Regions from separate parts of the Homo sapiens genome. Here region 1 is linked to region 2. A link is a contact called in ENCODE Hi-C or POLR2A ChIA-PET data. All regions are on one chromosome and are shown on one strand. Each heading gives the region's core, a stretch centred on a gene start or an enhancer-like site at or near the end of the contact. The rest is flanking DNA. Distances are from core to core; before and after follow the strand shown.

Evidence for each region. Hi-C counts contacts between places; a loop is a spot of excess contacts on that map. ChIA-PET counts read pairs that join two places held with the same protein, here RNA polymerase II (POLR2A). Pooled maps may share reads with other maps.
Region 1: a pooled map shows a loop between it and region 2 (4-fold over the local background). The contact joins two enhancer-like sites. A Hi-C loop is called at or near these places in 2 of 168 maps with a recorded cell type or tissue (aorta and posterior vena cava) and 2 of 50 pooled maps. POLR2A ChIA-PET finds 5 or more read pairs at or near these places in 5 of 52 experiments (GM12878, H1, OCI-LY7 and 2 more).

The regions. Positions count from the first base shown.
Region 1 is chr16:16,148,838-16,151,824 of GRCh38, reverse strand. It overlaps ABCC6 (ATP binding cassette subfamily C member 6), which reads left to right. Exons shown (of 31, transcript NM_001171.6): 30 at 1,053-1,247; 31 at 1,584-2,260. The coding sequence ends at 1,692. Among named protein-coding and RNA genes, the nearest start is that of ABCC6, 73 kb to the left of the region's middle. RefSeq lists a silencer at 1,199-1,493. Within about 2 kb of position 1,569, at least 17 of the 41 ENCODE cell types and tissues checked have a DNase peak (open chromatin) inside an H3K27ac peak, as active enhancers do.
Region 2 is chr16:16,107,273-16,110,574 of GRCh38, reverse strand. The region is part of intron 21 of ABCC1 (ATP binding cassette subfamily C member 1 (ABCC1 blood group)); the gene reads right to left. Among named protein-coding and RNA genes, the nearest start is that of ABCC6, 110 kb to the left of the region's middle. Within about 2 kb of position 1,599, at least 3 of the 41 ENCODE cell types and tissues checked have a DNase peak (open chromatin) inside an H3K27ac peak, as active enhancers do.

The DNA.
Region 1 (2,987 bases), core at 320-2,819, 41 kb before region 2:
GTTCAAATTATGGACCCACCACTAGCCTTGAGACCTTGGTCAAGCCACTGAGCTTCTCTGTATCTGTGTCCTCTTCTCTCAAAAGAAGAGAACAATAATATCTACCTTGGTGGACATTATGAGGATTGAGTGAATATATACAAGCACTTAGAATGTGTTTGGCACAAGGTGGAAACTAGAAATAGAACTGGACATAGCCATAAACAGGCCAGGCACGGTGGATCACGCCTGGAATCCCACCCAGGTGTTGTACACATCTGTATTTAAGGCCCACGTGACACCAGCCTTGAATGTCTTAGGAAGACTGTAGATTTGATTCTTGAAGCAGCAGTCAGTCATTGTAGGTTTGTTTGCAACGGCATGACTGAAGTGAAAGCTGTGCTTTCGCTGTTGGGGGAAATATAAATTAGTACAGTCACTATGGAAAATAGTATGATGATTTCTCAAAAAACAAACTAGAAATAGAACTACCGGGGCGCAGTGGCTCACGCCTGTAATCCCAGCACTTTGGGAGGCTGAGGTAGGTGGATCACCTGAGAGTTTCAAACAAGTCGGACCAACATGGTGAAACCCCATCTCTACTTTAAAAATACAAAAGCCAGGCATGGTGGCGCATGACTGTAATTCCAGCTACTTGGGAGGCTGAGGCAGGAAAACTGCTTGAACCGGGAGGCAGAAGTTGCAGCGAGCTGAGATTGTGCCATTGCACGCCAGCCTGGGTGGCAGAGCAAGACTCCGTCTCAAAAAAAAAAAGAAAAACGAAGAAGAAAAAAAGAGCCATAAACAGAAAAAAGAAAATAGCCATTTCACAGGTGGGGAAACTGAGGCACAAAGGGTTTGAATGACCTGCCTACAGTCAGCCTGCTCAAAGATGGCAGGAACAGGCTTCCTATCAGTTCTGCAGACCACAGACCCCAGACCCCATGTGTGGGGATGCCTGAACACAGGCACCTCACTCCTGCACTGCTTCAGGGACCTGTTTCTGGGCACACCCACACATCACCATGTGCCGACAAACGCACGTCCCAGCTAATTGTCCCAATCGTTCCCAGCGTGGGCCAGAAACAGCTCCTGTGTCTGGCACGTGCCCTTCTCCGGAAGACCCAGATCCTCATCCTGGACGAGGCTACTGCTGCCGTGGACCCTGGCACGGAGCTGCAGATGCAGGCCATGCTCGGGAGCTGGTTTGCACAGTGCACTGTGCTGCTCATTGCCCACCGCCTGCGCTCCGTGATGGACTGTGCCCGGTAAGGCTCCCGCCCCGGCCTGACCTCACAGCAGCCCTGCAGTGGTGGGGGAAGGAGGCGGAGGCAGTCCTGGGCCACTGGGCTTCGGGTTAGAGCTGGAGGGGTCCTGAATGGGGCCAGAGCGGGAGGAATGCCCGGGAACACATGCCAAGTGGGAAAGCTGCCCAAGGACATGCGCCCAGCACACGCTTCCAACCCAGCTGTGAGGGCCAGGGAGCCGCATGGAAAGCAGGACTTCTATGGAGAAAACCTCAGCGCAGACACACTGGGCTCTCACAGCTGCCGAGAGCCTGGGCTGGTGTCCAAAGAGCCTCTCTGTCTCCCTCTCCCCCACAGGGTTCTGGTCATGGACAAGGGGCAGGTGGCAGAGAGCGGCAGCCCGGCCCAGCTGCTGGCCCAGAAGGGCCTGTTTTACAGACTGGCCCAGGAGTCAGGCCTGGTCTGAGCCAGGACCCTCAACCGTACCCCAGTTGGACCAGCCCGCACAGCCTGCAGTGCTGGAGATGGAAGTGACCCGTGGTCATCGATAGCTCCACACGATATTGAGTCTAGACCTGTGTTTGCTCTCTGGGAGGAAAATGGCAGAGAAAGTGGCCAATTATCACAGAGCATCAGAGCCGGAAGGACCTAGCAATACACAGGTCTGCCCGGGCAGGGCCCATCTCGCCCTGTCCACCCTGCAGCCAATGTCAACAGCGACTCTCAGCCCCGCTGTACTCTGGACTCACCTGGGGGCCTCAAGCACATGCCCAGGCTCCCGGCTAGACCCTTAAATCAGAATCTCTGAGGCTGGGAACTGCCATGCTGTGTGTACTTTTTACAAATTAACACTTTTATTTTGGGATAATCCCAGACTCACATGCAGTTAAAGAAACAATAATATAGAGAGATTCGTGTACTTGGTACCCCATTTCACCCAATGGTAACATCTTGCAAAACTCTAGGATAAAGCATCACAGCCAGGGTGTTGACATTGACACAACAATCTTGCTCGATTTCCCGTTTTACCTGTACTCCTGTGTGTGTGTGTGTTTATTTTGTCCCATGCAGTTTTATCACACATGTAGGCTCATGAATCCACACCAGGGTGAGGATACGGAATAGCCACCACCATTTTCCGACCACACCCATCACTCTCGCTCCTGCCCCCAGTGACCATGCTCTGTTCTCCAGTTGTGTGTGTGTGTGTGTGTGTGTGTGTGTGTATTTTTTTTTTTTTTTTTTTTGAGACAGAGTCTCACTCTGTTGCTCAGGCTGGAGTGCAGTGGCTCAATCTCAGCTCACTGCAACCTCCACATCCTGGGTTCAAGCAATTCTCCTGCCTCAGCCTCCCGTGCAGCTGAGATTACAGGCGTGCGCCACCATGCCTGGCTAACTTGTGTAATTTTTATTAGATACGAGGTTTCAGCATATTGGCCAGGCTGGTCTTGAACTCCTGGCCTCATGTGATCCACCCTCCTCGGCCTCCCAAAGTGTTGGGATAACAGGCGTGAGCTACCGCACCTGGCCGAGTTTGGTGTATAATTTTAAAGCTCCCCCATAGGATTCCAATGTGCGGCCAGGACTGAGAACTACAGCCCTCGCATCTCCTGCTGCTCCTCCTCCCCCACCAGAGATGAGCTCCAAGGACACAAAAACCAGGTGCCCCCCCATGCCAAGCATGGGTCCTCTCCACGCATGAGAAAGTCAAATATGCAAGTTTGGTTTCCAAAACAAACAACAGAGGAGCCAAGACTTCAC
Region 2 (3,302 bases), core at 350-2,849:
CCTACTAAAATACAAAAATTAGCTGGGCATGGTGGTAGGCACATGTCATCTCAGCTACTCGGGAGGCTGAGGCAAGAGAATGGCTTGAACCCAGTAGGCGGAGGTTACAGTGAGCCGAGAATGCGCCACTGCACTCCAGCGTGGGTGACAGAGTGAGACTGTCTCTAAAAAATAAAAAAAAATAAAGAGTGCTGGGCATCGTGGCTCACACACCTGTAATCCCAGCACTTTGAGGGGCTGCGGCAAGTGGATCACCTGAGGTCAGGAATCCGAGACCAGCCTGGCCAACATGATGAAATCTCACCTCTACAAAAAATACAAAAATTAGTCAGGCGTGGGGGCACATGCCTGTAGGCTGAGGCACAAGGGTCGCTTGAAGCCAGGAGGTGGAGGTTGCACCAAGCCAAACTTACTGCACACCAGCCTGGGTGACAGAGGGAGACATTGCCTCCAGGGGGAAAAAAAAAAAAAGGAGTTAAACCAGCTGAAAATGGAAAAAAGGTGGCAGAACCAGCATGTGCAAAGGCCCTGAGGTAGGAGGGAACACAGTGCATCTGGGGAACTGAGAGAAGGCACTGGTGGCTGGAGCCAGGAGATCATGGGGCAGCAAGGAACAAGAGGCTGGAAAAACCGGTCGCAGTCAGACCACACATGGCATGGGAGACTCGGGTCAGGATTCCAACTTTTAGCCAAGACTGACAGAAAGCAGAAGCCACCAATGAGTTTTAAGCAACGTGTGACATGTTGCCTGGCAACCAAGGCCAAATGTCACCTCAACACCACAACTGGGCCAGCCTCCTCCAACTCTTTTCACTCTGAGCACAGAATACCATCTCACCCATCTTCCCAGTGCCCAGTTCGCTCCAGGAGGTGAAGGTTGGAGTTTCTTTCCCTCCTATATTCCCTGTGGAGCCCAGCATGGGGCTAAACAAATGTGTCTAGCCGCCTGACATGAGAGACAGGGCAATCTGCTTTAGGCCAGCCCCCACCTAAACCACCTGACTTGGTTTCAAGAAATTCCAGGGATCTTTACCCGTGTCTGTGCTCATTGTCATTTCAAGCTTTTCATGCTGAATTTTGGGTCATGAAAATCATCTGGACTGGGTGCGGTGGCTCACACCTATAATGCCAGCACTTTGGGAGGCCAAGGCAGGACAATGACTTGAGCCCAGGAGTTTGAGACCAGCCTGGGAAACACAGTAAGACCCTGTCTCTACAAAAAATTTTAAAATTAGCTAGGTGTGGTGGTCCACACCTATAGTCCCAGCTACTCAGGAAGCTGAGCTAGGAGGAGCTCTTGAACCCAGAAGCTTAAGGCTGCAGTGAGCGTTGGTCACACCACTGCACTCCAGCCTGAGCGACACAGTGAGGCTCTGCCCCTCACCAGAAAAAAAAACAAAAATCATCTGACCCTACGGTCTAGCTGAAAGGTAACAGGTGAAAGATAACAGGTCTGATGTGTAACTGGCTGCTTCCTTTTGAGTTTTCAAGTCCCCATTCTGGAAAATGAAAAATGTGGGTGAGGAGACAGGTCATAATTAAGAATGTGTTTATTTCACCACTTGGCTTTGTCATGCGGCCAAGTTGCCTGCTGTCCCTGAAATTAGCCTGCAGCGTTCAGGAACCTCTTTCTCATGAGTAGTGGAATGTGGTGGGCTCGGGGGTCAGAAATGACAAGTGTGTGGCCAGGTGTGGTGGCTCACATCTGTAATCCCAGTACTTTGGGAGGCGGGCCAGTCACTTGAGCCCAGGAGCTCAAGACCAGTCTGGGCGACAGGGCGAAACCTCATCTCCACAAAAAAATTAAAAAAATTAGTCAAGCGTGGGGGTGCACACATGTAGTCACAGCTACTTGGAAGGCTGAGGTGGGAGAATCACTTGAATCCGGGAGGTGGAGGCTGCAGTTAGCCATGATTGTGCCACTGCACTCCATCCTGGGTGACAGAGTCAGACCTTGTCTCAGAAAAAAAAAAAAGAAAACAAATTAAAAAAAAAAAAAAGGCCGGGCGCAGTGGCTCATGCCTATAATCCCAGCACCAGCTCTTTGGGAGGCTGAGGCAGGCAGATCACAAGGTCAGGAGTTTGAGACCAGCCTGGCCAACATAGTGAAACGCCATCTCTACCGAAAATACAAAAATTAGCTAGGCATGGTGGCGCAGGCCTGTAGTCCCAGCTACTCGGGAGGCTGAGGCAGGTAAATTGCTTGAACCCGGGAGGCGGAGGTTGCGGTGAGCGCCACGGCACTACAGCCTGGGCAACACAGCAGGACTTCGTCTCAAAAAAAAAAAAAAAAAAAAAAAAGACACAAAGAAACGATAAGCGTGTTGTGCCTGGCTCCACTCTGGGTCCAACTTTGACAAGTAACAAGCCCCCTGGCTTTGATGTTCCTTGAATATAAAATTGGAGTTAAATGAGGATTAAATGGGCCTGGCATCTCTGGCCCTTCCTTCCCATGTCCTGCGATTTGGGGTAACTTCTCTGGCTTCCTGGAGGGTCACTAAGGGTAAGGCGAGAGAGGACACCAGAGTCACCTCTGCCCCTTGTTACGGTCCTGACTCTGATGACAAGTTAAGGAAGAAGCCAGGAACAGACAGTCCTCGGAAGCTCTGGACACATCCGGGCAGATCTAAGAGAAAGTGCCCCAGCCCCACTCCCCGGCTACCACCTTTCATGTTTTTTTTTTTGTTTTTCTTTATCTGCATGCTTATTTTTTACCTACTTTAAAAATTCCATTCCCTTTAAAAACAAAAACAAAAAAAACCACATTTATTTTTAAAAATAAACTTTGGATCACCACCATAAATGGAGAATTATTAACACTTGCCCAAAATAGACGATCTTTAAAAACAATAAAACAGGAGCTCAAAACCCGGTCTCCTTGTTACAAAGAGAGGATAGTGGTTGATAGGTTGAGAAGGCAGGGTAGGACCCAACTGGGACTTTCTCAGGGACGTAATCATTAGGACCAAATGAGAAATGAAAAACAGGCAGGACGCGGTGCTCACCCCTGTAATCCCAGCATTTTGGGAGGCCAAGGTGGGTGGATCACCTGAGGTCAGGAGTTCAAGACCAGCCTGGCCAACATGGTGAAACCCTGTCTCTACTAAAAATACAAAAATTAGCTGGGCAAGGTAGCAAGTTTCTGTAATCCCAGCTACTCAGGAGGCTGAGGCAGGAAAACTGCTTGAACCCAGGAGGCAGAGGTTGTAGTGAGCCGAGATCGCACCACTGCACTCCAGCCTTGGTGACAGAGTGAGACTCCATCTCAAAAAAATAAAAATTAAAAAAAGAAATGAAACAAA